Linked DNA regions of Homo sapiens: all the other regions are linked to region 1. A link is a contact called in ENCODE Hi-C or POLR2A ChIA-PET data. All regions are on one chromosome and are shown on one strand. The core of a region is the stretch at or near the end of the contact, and the rest is flanking DNA. Distances in the headings are between cores, read along the strand shown.

What was found. A loop is a pair of places that touch in the nucleus more often than their neighbours do. ChIA-PET counts read pairs that join two places held with the same protein, here RNA polymerase II (POLR2A). Pooled maps may share reads with other maps.
Region 2: a pooled map shows a loop between it and region 1 (7-fold over the local background). The contact joins the enhancer-like site here to the promoter of MCM6 in region 1. A Hi-C loop is called at or near these places in 1 of 37 single-sample maps with no recorded cell type and 7 of 50 pooled maps. POLR2A ChIA-PET finds 5 or more read pairs at or near these places in 3 of 52 experiments (OCI-LY7, activated CD4-positive, alpha-beta T cell and activated T-cell).
Region 3: a loop to region 1 is called in a pooled map, with 5 times the contacts of the local background. The contact joins the enhancer-like site here to the promoter of MCM6 in region 1. A Hi-C loop is called at or near these places in 8 of 50 pooled maps. POLR2A ChIA-PET finds 5 or more read pairs at or near these places in 4 of 52 experiments (B cell, T-cell, activated CD4-positive, alpha-beta memory T cell and 1 more).

Annotation. Positions count from the first base shown.
Region 1 is chr2:135,875,193-135,879,076 of GRCh38, forward strand. It overlaps MCM6 (minichromosome maintenance complex component 6), which reads right to left and starts at 1,251. Exons shown (of 17, transcript NM_005915.6): 1 at 1,067-1,251. The coding sequence starts at 1,173. RefSeq lists enhancers at 341-876, 646-775, 1,466-1,525 and a silencer at 846-1,005.
Region 2 is chr2:136,205,826-136,209,894 of GRCh38, forward strand. No RefSeq gene overlaps it. Among named protein-coding and RNA genes, the nearest start is that of CXCR4, 90 kb to the left of the region's middle. Within about 2 kb of position 1,491, at least 7 of the 41 ENCODE cell types and tissues checked have a DNase peak (open chromatin) inside an H3K27ac peak, as active enhancers do; they include OCI-LY7, where a contact is called at or near this core.
Region 3 is chr2:136,236,514-136,240,477 of GRCh38, forward strand. No RefSeq gene overlaps it. Among named protein-coding and RNA genes, the nearest start is that of CXCR4, 120 kb to the left of the region's middle. RefSeq lists enhancers at 1-426, 1-23, 2,656-2,725. Within about 2 kb of position 1,883, at least 17 of the 41 ENCODE cell types and tissues checked have a DNase peak (open chromatin) inside an H3K27ac peak, as active enhancers do; they include B cell, where a contact is called at or near this core.

The DNA of each region.
Region 1 (3,884 bases), core at 1-2,500:
CCATCTCTACTAAAATACCAAATTAGCCGGGCGTGGTGGCGCATGCCTGTAATTCCAGCTAGTAGGGAGGCTGAGGCAGGAGAATAGCTTGAACCCGGGAGACGGAGGTTGCGGTGAGCTGAGATGGTGACACTGCACTCCGGCCTGGGCAACAAGGGCTAAATTACGCCTCAAAAAAAAAAAAGTTTGGAGATGGGAGAGTGGTGACGGCTGCACAACGAGGTGAATGCACTTAGTGCCACTGGACTCTACACTTAAAAATGGCTAAAATGGTCAACTTTGTTATGTATATTTTACTAAAAAAGAACTTCAAAAGCCATTCCAAACTGCTGACCCTTCATCCTGGAGGCCGTGGTGTATCTGCTCCAGGAAAAATAACCGGTGGGTGAGGCAAGCCAGGGAGGAGGTTGGGGTTATGAAGCTAGGAGCCCAGAGGCACAGAAAAAAAGAAGAGTAGAGAAAGGAAAGGAAGGCCAGAGGGAAAGGGGAGCAAGGGACCCAGAAGAAGGGATATGGTGAGCTACTCTCTGCAGGGCAGGGCTCCGCCCCCCAGCAGCTTTCAAACCACAGTTGACGCAGAAACTTTCATCAGCACAAGAGGCGAGGGTGGCCCGTGCCCTGCGAACCCCCAGCACCATGCTCCCGGCTGCGTGGCCCAGCAGGGCACCGACGAGATTCAATGGCACTTCGGCCTCCCACTCGACCTGGCCGCACCCAGCGGCCCAGTTACTATACTCAGCGAGCCCAGGTTTCCGCGCCGGTCACCGAGGGCTGTGCAAATACCAGGCTCGCGGGGTGGTGAGCATCAAGTGACAGAAGCAAAGCGCTGAGCACTGGGCACGAGCGTCTTAGGGCTCGAGATGGGTTTTACTCCAGAAAAACCCAGCCTGTCCCAGGCTCCTCGCGGCCGCCGGGCTCGGAGCCTAAAGTTGGGGGGCGGGCGGGGAGGCGCTTCCCGGACGCGCGACCCCCAGGTTCCGGAACACCCGCCGCCCACACGGCACCGCCTGGCCCAGACGCCGCAGGCTCCGGAGGCGGGCGAGGCCCGGGGCGCTCGCCGACTTACTCCTCCAAGAAGTCCAGGAACAGTTTCTGGCACTTCTCGGCCACCTCGTCGCGGACCTCCAGGTGCTGGCTGCCGGCGCCCGGCTCCGCTGCCGCCGCGAGGTCCATATTTGCTTAGTGCCGAGGATTCGCCTGCGCCACGCTCGACCGCCACAAGTCGCTTTTTTCCAGACGCTGCAGCTTTGCGCGCGCCGCCGCCGCTTCCGCCCCGCCCCCTCTTCCGACCTGCACGGCCGGAACCAATCGTGACACAGGAGCTGGAGATTTCGCGCCAAACCTGACCAATGAACGGCGCCTCTCCAAGAGCCCCAGCCCACGGAAAGGGATTTCGCGCCAAATGCAAAGCCCTTCTGGAGAAAGCCCATCTGCCTTTGCGCCTGCGCAGTGTAGCCGTGGCCCGCGGGTATTTTTGGCTGCTGGAACAAGTTCGAATCTGAGGGTTTTGTCCGAGTGGTTTTTCAAATGTTCTTTAAATCATTCCACTGATATTAATTGAACGATCGGAGTAAGACTCTATGGAAGAGAAAAATGAGTAAGCCGCTTCTGCTGTCTAGTTAGAGGAAATAATGGAAACCACAGTATAAAACCCTGTAAAAGAGTCAAAGAGATGTCTAAACCTTGCATGGGTAAGGTGGCACAATTATTGTGGTGGTGCTGACCGAGGAAAATCAGCGAAATATTTGACATTGGCCGGGCGCGGTGGCTCACAACCTGTAATCCTAGCACTTTGGGAGGCCGAGGCGTGTGGATCACCTGAGGTCAGGAGTTCGAGACCACCCTGGCCAACATGCAGAAACCCCATCTCCCCTAAAAATACAAAAATTAGTCGGGCGTGGTGGTGCACGCCTGTAATCCCAGCTACTCGGGTGGCCGAGGCAGGAGAATCGCTTGAACCTGGGAGGAGGAGGTTGCAGTGGGCCGAGATCGTGTCACTGCACTCCAGCCTGGGCAACACAGTGTGACTCCGTCTCAAAAAAAAAAAAAAAAAAAAGAAAGAAAAAGAAAAAGAAAGAAATATTTGACACTTTGATTAATCTTTTTTTCTTTTTCTTTTCTTTTTTTTTTCAGATGAAGTCTCACCCAGTCGCTCAGGCTCGAGAGCAGTGGCGCGATCTCGGGTCACTGCAACCTCCAGCTCCCGGGTCCAGGGGATTCTCCTGCCTCAGCCTCCTGAATAGCTGGGATTGTAGGCGCCCGCTACCATGCCCAGCCAATTTTTGTATTTTTAGTAGAGACAGGGTTTTCGCCATGTTGGCCAGGCTGCTCTCAAACTCCTGACCTCAGGTGATCCGTCTGCCTCGACCTCCCAAAGCGCTGGGATTACGGCCGTGAGCCACAGCGCCCGGCCTTAATACCCTTCTTAAAATGCACTATTGGCTTGAGTTATCCTTATGTTTTTTTCCCCCATCTTTCCCTAACCATTTCACTTGGTTTTTCTGCCATCTCTTTGGCCATTCCTGATTAGCATCCTTTGTAGGCGCCTCTCCTTCAGTGAGTCTTTTAAATGTTCTGGTTCCAGAGCCTTCTTTTCCCGTAAAGTCGCTCTCTTGGGCGACCCTTTACACTCCCTTGGCGTTAATTAACATCTGGGTACTGATGATATCTATATGTGTATTTCACCAACCAGTACCTTTTTTTGGCCTCCAAGACATTAAGAGAAACGGGGACCACTTCCATTTTTTGAGGCTTGTTGCATATTAAAAATATTTTTTCTTTCTTTTCTTTTTTTGAGACGAGGTCTTACTATGTTGTGCAGGCTGACCTTGAACACCTGGTCTCCAGCAATCTGCCTGCATCCGCCTCCCGAGTAGCTGGGATTTCCTGCCACCACCAAATCCAACTTATTGAAAAATTTTTTCTTTTTCTTTTTTTTCTTTCTTTTCTTTCTTTCTTTCTTTCTTTTTTTTTTGGAGACAGAGTCTCGCTCTGTCATTAGGCTGGAGTGCAGTGGCAGGATCTCGGATCACTGCAGCCTCTGCCTCCCAGGTTCAAGCAATTCTTCTGCCTCAGCCTCCTGAGTAGCTGGGACTACAGGCGCACACCGCCACGCCCGGCTGATTTTTTTTGTTTTTGTTTTTTTGTTTTTGTATGTTAGTATAGACGGGGTTTCACCATGTTGCCCAGGCTGGTCTCAAACTCCTGAGCTCAGGCAATTCGCCCACCTCGGCCTCCCAAAGTGCTAGGATTACAGGCGTGAGCTACCGCGCCCGGCCTGAAAAGATTTTAAAATGCCAAACAGAGTGGACAGAAGCTCAAGTAATTATTTTAACATACGTACAAATACACTATTCACAAGATATTTACAGAGTTTAACAAAAAAGCTCAATGCTGGCGTGTTGCAGTGTATCTGTAATCGTATGTATTACCTCATTTGAAAATGAACACTCGGCCGGGCACGGTGGCTCACGCCTGTAATCCCAGCACCTTGGGAGGCCGAGATGAGCGGATCACGAGGTCAGGAGATCAAGACCATCCTGGTTAACACGGCGAAACCCCATCTCTACTAAAAATACAAAAAAATTAGCCAGGCATGGTGGGGGGCGCCTGTAGTCCCAGCTACTCGGAAAGCTGAGGCAGGAGAATGGCCTGAACTTGGGAGGCGGAGCTTGTAGTGAGCCGAGATCGTGCCACTGCACTCCAGCCTGGGCGACAGAGTGAGACTCCTTCTCAAAAAAAAAAAAAAAAAAAAAAAAAAAACCCGAAAATGAACACTCAGCCGGGCGCGGTGGCTCATGCCTGTAATCCTAGAACTTTGGGAGGCCAAGGTGGGTGGATCACTTGAGGTCAGGAGCTCCAGACCAGCCTGGCCAATATGGTGA
Region 2 (4,069 bases), core at 241-2,740, 330 kb after region 1:
CTGGCACAGTGCTTGACTGGATGGAGAGGCAGAATCAGCAAAGGATTTTTGATCCAGATGAACCTGGTCTTGAATCGCAGATCAGCAAAAAATCATTTCACTTCCCGGTTCTTCAGTTTTCTTGCTTGGAGCTGAGCAAGGGGGCAAGTCATTCCATGGGGAGGGAGACTAGAAAGCTTGAGGGGTGGTCTACCAGACCTGGTTAAAGGAGAAGACCTTCTTCCCATTCTTCTACCCTTTCCCCAGACTGCATTCTAAGTAGTGCATTTTAATCTTCAAACTCTAAAATTTCATGAGAGATTACTTTGCAGTTTATAGTACCCAGTGTCACAGTTAAACAATTCCATCTTGCTTACAAGGAACATTTTGATACTTAAATAAGATTACTGCGTTTCAACGATGAACTTAAATTGTCTTTTTCCAGGTGCTTTCTACATCTGACCTCTCTCAACCAAATTAATGACAAAATAATGACTAAGATTTCGTGAGCATTTTCCACATCCCAGGCCTGTTCTAAGTGTTTAACATGTATTAATTAATTTAATCCTCAGCAGCCCAACCATGTAGGCAATATTATTATCCTCATTTACAATTGAGGAAACAGGCTCCAAAAGCCGTTGGGTTACACAGCTAGTCAATGTAACGTTGGGACTTAAACCCTGACATTAACTATGGATTGTCTGCTACTATGAAATCTTCATGAAGGAGGTTCTGAATTTGGACTGAGGTCCAGGGAGGTTTCCCTAGTGGAGGAGCTGAGCATGGTAGGACTCACTCTGATGCTGAGTAGGAATGAAGAACAGGCCTTAGCAGATGCTCCAGCCCACGAGGGAGGAGGCTCCTTAGGGTCGCACACCCTTTGCAGCTGTCCCAGGAGCTACCAGAAAGGCTTGGTCAACAGAGGGGACTCTTCTGTGCGAACAGCCTCAACCACTAACACACTGTTTCACCTCAGCAGCCCTGCTCAACTCCCAGCAGGCCTTGTTTAAACAGGCAGCTTGTAGCAGCTGGGGTTGGCTCAGTGGAACGTGTGGGCAGCCAAGGATGCCCCGAGTGCAGGTGCCTGTCTCTGAATGTGCAATCATGCAAATCCGAGGACCCAGACTGATGTGAATTGAAAGCCTGGTGTTCACTTCCAATAAACTCAACTGTCTATCGCCAGAGCAACACAGGCTTCCAGTCTTCAAGTCATCAATACAAATGAGCATTTCTGGTGTTAGAGGAAAAAAGTGTGGGGTGAATCCCAATCAGAGCTTGCTCCCTTTCAGGCAAGCAGCATCTGGAAAAGGCTTTGGAGGGGCAAATACCTTTCCTAGAAGTAATTTTCACAGGAACTGTTCAGGACACAGGAGGCATTGCAGGAGGAAGGAGCAAGGGAAATCACACCATGTAGTCATAGGGTCTTGAAAATCACCTTATCCTCTCTGCTTGTTTTACAGAGGAGTTAAGAGAAAGTCAGAGAAGTTAAGGGACTTGCCCAAGGGCACCTAGCTCATCAGTGGGCTGCTCCTCCTTATCTTGAGTCCCGATTTCCTTTTAGACACTCCACCCACCAGGCTGTTTCTCTAGTTCACTGCTTTGAGCACCAGGTCACAAGTGAGCACACATACCAACAGCTCTCCTCCTGAAACCATCGAGGGAGGCGAGTGATAGCAAACTTTGTTTAGTGCAAAGAATGGAAAAGGCTGCTTGAAGCACAGAAAAAGGGAAGTCAGAGCAGGCTGTGGCGCAGATGTCTGGGCATTGCTGTGGGGACAGAGTAGTTCACAAGACACAAGGCTTGTCAGCCTCTCTTCTGAACCTCTGCGCCCAAGGATTCTCAAGGAGCATTCAGATTAGATTTTAACTATGGATGCTGTGGTTGCCGGTAATAGAACAGCTAATAAAAAGCAAAGCTGGGGTGTCATCACCCTATCAGCAGATCAACAGTCTCTTCTTTGGTCCATAGGGCTGACCATGCAGCCTTATAGCCCAGAGGCCCTGTTACATAATCTTTCCACAACTCCCCTCTGTTCCTCACTGCACTGCCCTGGCCTTCAAAGTCCATATAAGTGCTGTAGAGATAAGCCTCATTAGCCTCACAACTTGCAGTAAGTGCCAAGATCATGTTATTCAGATGCCACTGAGGCCAGTGCAAAGGGAGCTAATTAAATGGTACGGGCTTTCTAGCTCTGAATCATCAGTTCAGGTGGTTACCTTTAATGCTATCTTCAAGCTCACCTTCTAGGCTGGTCTATGTGCCTAAGCTCCCACACCATGCCTCCAAGCCAGGAAAACCAGCAAGGAAGCTCTTCTGGTACCAAATGGGGGTTACACAACTGGTATTTTTTCACCCCCATTCCTACCTTGAGGAGAAATGGTAAGTTCTGTTGGGCAGATACACGTAGGCAATTGAGGTTCTGTGAGAATGAACACCTCACATTTTAAAGTTCAAAGACTAGAAAGAATGAATGGAAAGTGAGTATGCATTTTCCATTTTAACCCAGAGCAGCCCACAAACACATTAGGATTTCAGTTTTAGGGGGAAATTGACCTGCCAACCCCAGTTCCTGAGGGAGGCAATCTGATTGGCTGTCCGTGGGTCAGGTGTCCATAGTTGGTCTAACCACCAGAAGGGCTATTGGAAGCCCAACCATGTGAACTGTGTTGGGAAGAAAAGGGGGTTGTGGCGAGCTCAGCAGACACCGGAGAGATGTCTACTCCCAATGTCTAATTAAATATTCAGGCTAAATGGCCTTTCTGTCACCAGTTAGTCTATTTGAGTTTGGGCCAGTTTTCCCAAGGCAGAACCACCATTTCATTCCAGAGTGGAATCCAGGCTCTTTGGAATAGACAGAGGGAACAGGGTACTTAAAACCATCTCCTTACAACTCAGGCTTGTAGGCTTTGATCAAATCCTTTTGTTTCACAGATGAGGAAACAGGTTCAGAGAAAAGACATGAACCTGCTCAAGGTCAGCCTACCCACCTGTAAAAGGCACTTTGTAAAGTGAAGGGACTTGGAGGGCCACCTTGTTAAATCCTTCACCAGCCATCAGCTCGCTATGGAAATGCTGACTGGATAAATAGTGTACCTCTATGGCAAGATTTGTGGCTCTCAGAGGCCTTCCCGTAACAATGCTTAAGAAGGTTTTAATGATCTGCCTACTGGGCATTTCTGAAGCATTCATTTTAGGGAAAGCCAAGGTGCTCAGACTATAATTCTGAGGCTAATTTCTCCCTGGACCCTCCTGACCTGGCAGCAAGAGGGAGTGAACAAGGAGAATGACTAGGATTGCACCAGCCCCTTGATTCTTATCCTTTTGACCTTGTGCTTCGAAGGGAGACGGGTTTGGTGTGACTTTTTACACCTGCTTCAAATGTTGTTACAGAGCGGATGAGGGAGCTTGCCATAGCCCAGTACCTTTGCCTGCAAAATATCTTGCTGTAGTTCTTATGCTCTTGACCCTGAGATCAGACTAATGCTCGGAACCAGTGGGGCGTAGATCAAGCTGGGGGTGGATATGGGAGCTGGCCGATATAAAGAAAGGGCATTGTTAGAGCTTCTTTGAGCTTTCTGTATCCCAGATCATGAGGAAGCTGAAGGATTAGGGAGGAGAAGATGAAAGGCAAGCCAGGGAAAACAGGCAAAGGAAGTAGTTATTAAAATAAAAGGTGAAATTCATGGGAAGTAAATCCAATGTTTTGTCCATACTCAACTGGATTAGGAACATGTAATGAAAGCAAATAGATTTAATGGGGTGGGGATGATTAACGTTGTCTTGCAATACATTAGGAAATGACTTTGTTCAGGAGGAGTGGAGGGCTATGAGAGGAAATTAAACTTAATTCTTATCTCCTTATGATGTTTTAGTTGCTTAACTTCTTACAACACACTTGTAAAACCAGAAAGAGAGAGAGGCCTGAGGTTTAATATGTTGTTTGCAAAGTAACTGGAGATATGAATGTCTTGAGTGTGTGCTTCAGTCTTATCAAGGATCCAGTGTTTTTTTTTCTAACAATTTGTTGTAATAAGTAGATGTCCTTAGTGGTATTGGGGACTCTGGTTAAAAATTACCTTTCAAAGAAAT
Region 3 (3,964 bases), core at 633-3,132, 360 kb after region 1:
AACACATCTCAGGGCACAGCCTTGACAACATCAGATGCCTCCTAGGTTCTTCTCATACATAATAATGAAACTTTTCCACAGCCCTGCAAAGCACTGGTTGCTGTTTCACATGGGACAAATGCCTGTGTTGACCCTCAATTCCAGCCCACGGAGCTGACCTCCTGTGTCTTCTTCACTACCCCTCTATAGGGCTTTTTACTCCCATTTGAGAAAAGAATGATGCCTCCATTTAGAAGGAAACATACTGCACCCCAGGCTGGGCCTTTTGTATTTGGCTCAAGAGCTGTGCAGTGTTTGTTTTTTCCCTGCCACACATCCATTTCCCCTTCCTTTAGAAGCAGCATTCTAGTTTTCCTTGGGGTCAGCATCCCTTCCTCAGCCTTAGCCAATGTGTGGGCCAGATAGAGCTGACCCCACCCTCTGGAGTACTGGCATATGTGTGTGACCTAGGTCCGGCCAGTTGGCATCATAGTGCTTGTTTCAGAGATGGACACATATAAGTCAAGCTGGACCGATGGGTATTAGCTCTGGGGTTTTTTATGTAACTATTGACAAAGAGGTGCTTGCTTTCCTCTGGGGCTGCTAACTTGGTAGGGTATAAAGTTGGAGCTGCTGGTAGATTATCTACATGAATAAATAAGAAGAGCTTGCCCAGAGAATAAAGTAAAACCAAGAGGCAGAGGGAGAGAGACATGTTCCTGAAGACAGTGTTTGAGCACCTGGGTACCTGAATGTGGATCGTTTAAAAAATTACACAAGCCAAATTAATAAGCTTTTTTGTCTGAACCATTTTGAGCTGGTGTTTTTGTCACTTACAGCCTAAATAATTTTGGATAATAAAAAGTTCATCAAAAAGGTGTACAATTAAATTTAGGAACTTTGAGGTTGCAGTGCTGTGATCCCACCACTGCACTCCAGCCTGGGTGACAGAGCAAGACACAGTCTCAAAAAAATTTTTTTAAAGGAACTTGTATTTTCCTGAGGACTGTGCCTTCACATATTGTCTGTGGTACTAGCAGTCTACCACCTACCCAGGGACCACAGAAATCTTGGGTGGCAGAAACGGGCAGTACTTTTACATCTCCGATACCTGTGGCTTTTGGCCACCTCGATTTTAGAGAAGAGAGTCATAGGTAATGTTTAGTTGAAGAACTTTCCTCAACCAATATTTTCCAGATAACTTATATTTTTCTTACTTGTTTTCTGTAATATTGAAAAAGTGTCCAGGCAAATACTGACCCTCTGGGCTATATAGAAAAGGTATAGAAATCATTCACTGGAATGTAAAGTTGAGTGTATTCTGAGCTTTAATGGATCTGAAACATTTCAGGAGAATATCACGAAGTTCTGGAATCATCATTTCAGCATAGGACCTTAGAGTCCTGTTCTGGTTGAACCTCTTTATCCCAGAGGAGAAAAGATTCAGAGAGACAAAGAAGTTTCGCTTAAGGCTCATGGTGAATATAGTTGCAGACAATCAGTACAAATGAAGAGGAGAGAGGGTCCTGCTGAATACCTCATAAAGACCAGAAACTAGACCCTTTGCTTACTGTATTATAACTCTTTGAACAGATTCCCAGCTGAAACCATCAGAAGAGATGATTGGACTCACTGCTGAAACATCCAGCAGTGTGGCCTAGCTTCAGGTAAAGATGGATCCAGGAGTTTGGAATCAAATCCTAAAGACAAAGTCTCTTTTTTTTCTCTGTGTTAATTGTGCTGCTTTCCTTTGTGTTGGTTTTAATTCCCCAGCAGGTTCTGTCCACATGGTAGCTTCTGGCAGCTGTTAAGATTTTGTGCTACCAGATTAGTAATTCCAGTTGATGAACAGCTTATATTTCCCAATAGTTCCAGCAGAATCTCAGGAGTCATGTTTGTGGGCTCCAAAAGGGTAACTCCTGAATCAGTCAGTATGACCAGGGGTTTGCTGTCAGCATCATGGGCCAACTCAAATCAGCTGAGTGGAGACTGAGAGTAGGGGAGGGGTGGGCAAGGTGAACATGCTGTTACCTGGAGGAGGAATCATTGCCAGAAACACTAGAGGGCCACTACTCTTACGATGGGCAAGGAGGAGGTGGGGTGGGGGAGGGCCAGAGATTTTCTTTCAGGAGCTAAATCCCAGGGCTTAGTAATGGTATTTGGCCTTAAGCCTGCAAATGGCACTTTCATCCAGCAATATAAGCCCTGAAGTTTTTCTCAGCTGCAGAGAAGAGGTTTCCAGGAGGGTGTCAGTTTGGCCCTTGCTGGTGGCCTGGCCTCTGCTAAACATCTCGGCCGTGCTCCTCCATTTTCTGGCCGTGATAAGGCACCCCGCCAAGCATATCTCAGACAAATATCTGTATTGTTTGTGGTGTGATTGTGACTTCCTGTCTTCCAATTTAGTTTTCTGCCTTACTTTTCACTGTCTGGGTCATTTGATACTACATCTGGCACTTCCTGTTTTTTAAGACTCTGACTCTAGTCATCTGACTGTAGAAAACAGAGGTCAACTTCTTCATAAGTGATGCCAGCTTTAGTCACTTGTTTTGGTATACTAGTTGAGATTTGCGTAAGGAAAATTGTCAGGTGTCTGCTGGTTTTCTTAGCCTCAGACACTTCCCTATTTATAAGTTTTTGTTTTTCAGACATTGGGACTTTCTCCCCCTTGTGTGGATGTGGTGGGAGTGGGTGATCTCTGCCCTGTCCCTACAAATAATTCAACGGTGGTTCTCTCTCTCTTAAGGAGAACTACCAGTCCCGTAGATGCAGCTCTAGAATGAGGGTGCTTTGGGCATAACAGGCTCAGCCATCCTTCTGGTGTCTCGCCCTGTCTCCTTTCCCATCCTTGGGTTCACTTCTCTCCCTTTTTCTCTTCACTTCAAAAGTGGTTAGCTCCAGTTAAATACCTGGAGTTGGGACAGCAGAAAAGCTGCTAAATGCAGATTTGCTTTTTCTCACTAAAGAAAGAGGAACATTTTAGTCACTAATTTTCACTTCATTTAACCTTTCTTTCCACAGAATGGCCTGACTTTTGCTGGAAGGGGACAAAGCCCTAAGACATTTATATCCATGAGTAGAACATTTATGATATCACTTACACAGCTTCCTGGCCTGAGCTTTTCCAGACTTAGCTTATATTTTAGTCAAAGTAGAGGGATGGATTTAAGGAATTGTCTAAGATAAGTGAGAAGAGAGGACATTTGTCCTACCTAAAGGCAATGGCAGCTTGTGGGTGTGGCGGGGGGAATCTATAAAAAACATCGAAACAGGCTGGGCATGGTAGCTCACGCCTGTAATCTGAGCACTTTGGGAGGCCAAGGTGGGCGGATCACCTGAGGTCAGGATTTTAAGACCAGCTTGGCCAACATGGTGAAACCCCATCTCTACTATACAAAAATTGGCCAGGCATGGTGGTGGGTGCCTGTAATCCCAGCTACTCGGGAGGCTGAGACAGGAGAATGGCGTGAACCCCGGAGGCAGAGGTTGCAGTGAGCTGAGATCGCTCCACTGCACTCCAGCCTGGGCGACAGAGCGAGACTCTGTCTCAAAAAAAAAAAAAAAGAAACAAACACTTGAGGCTTGACATTCTGCTCCTTCTCCATGTGAGGTCTTCACTGAGCAAAAGCAATGGTTAGCTGTGGCAGCTGTGAAGAATCAGAGCATGGCTGTGGGTATGTTCCACCAGCATCTCCAAGGCTGTAGCTGGACTTCACAAAGGCTCAGTTTCCAGATGAGCTGCCTCTGACTGCCCTACTTCCCAGGGGCATGGGAGGTGAAGGCCAAATCTCCTCTCCTCTTCTCTCCTACTTTCACCTCAAGCAGTGGGACCACTGGAGCTGTGGAAATGTCTAGGCCTCCAGTGTTTCTGCCAATAGGGTCACAAGAGCAAGGAAAATCTCTTGTCTCTGAATTCTCCCTTCACTTGTCTTACCTGGGTGATGATGGAGGGGCATGTTGGAAGTCTGTCTGGCTAATTGTGTAAGAG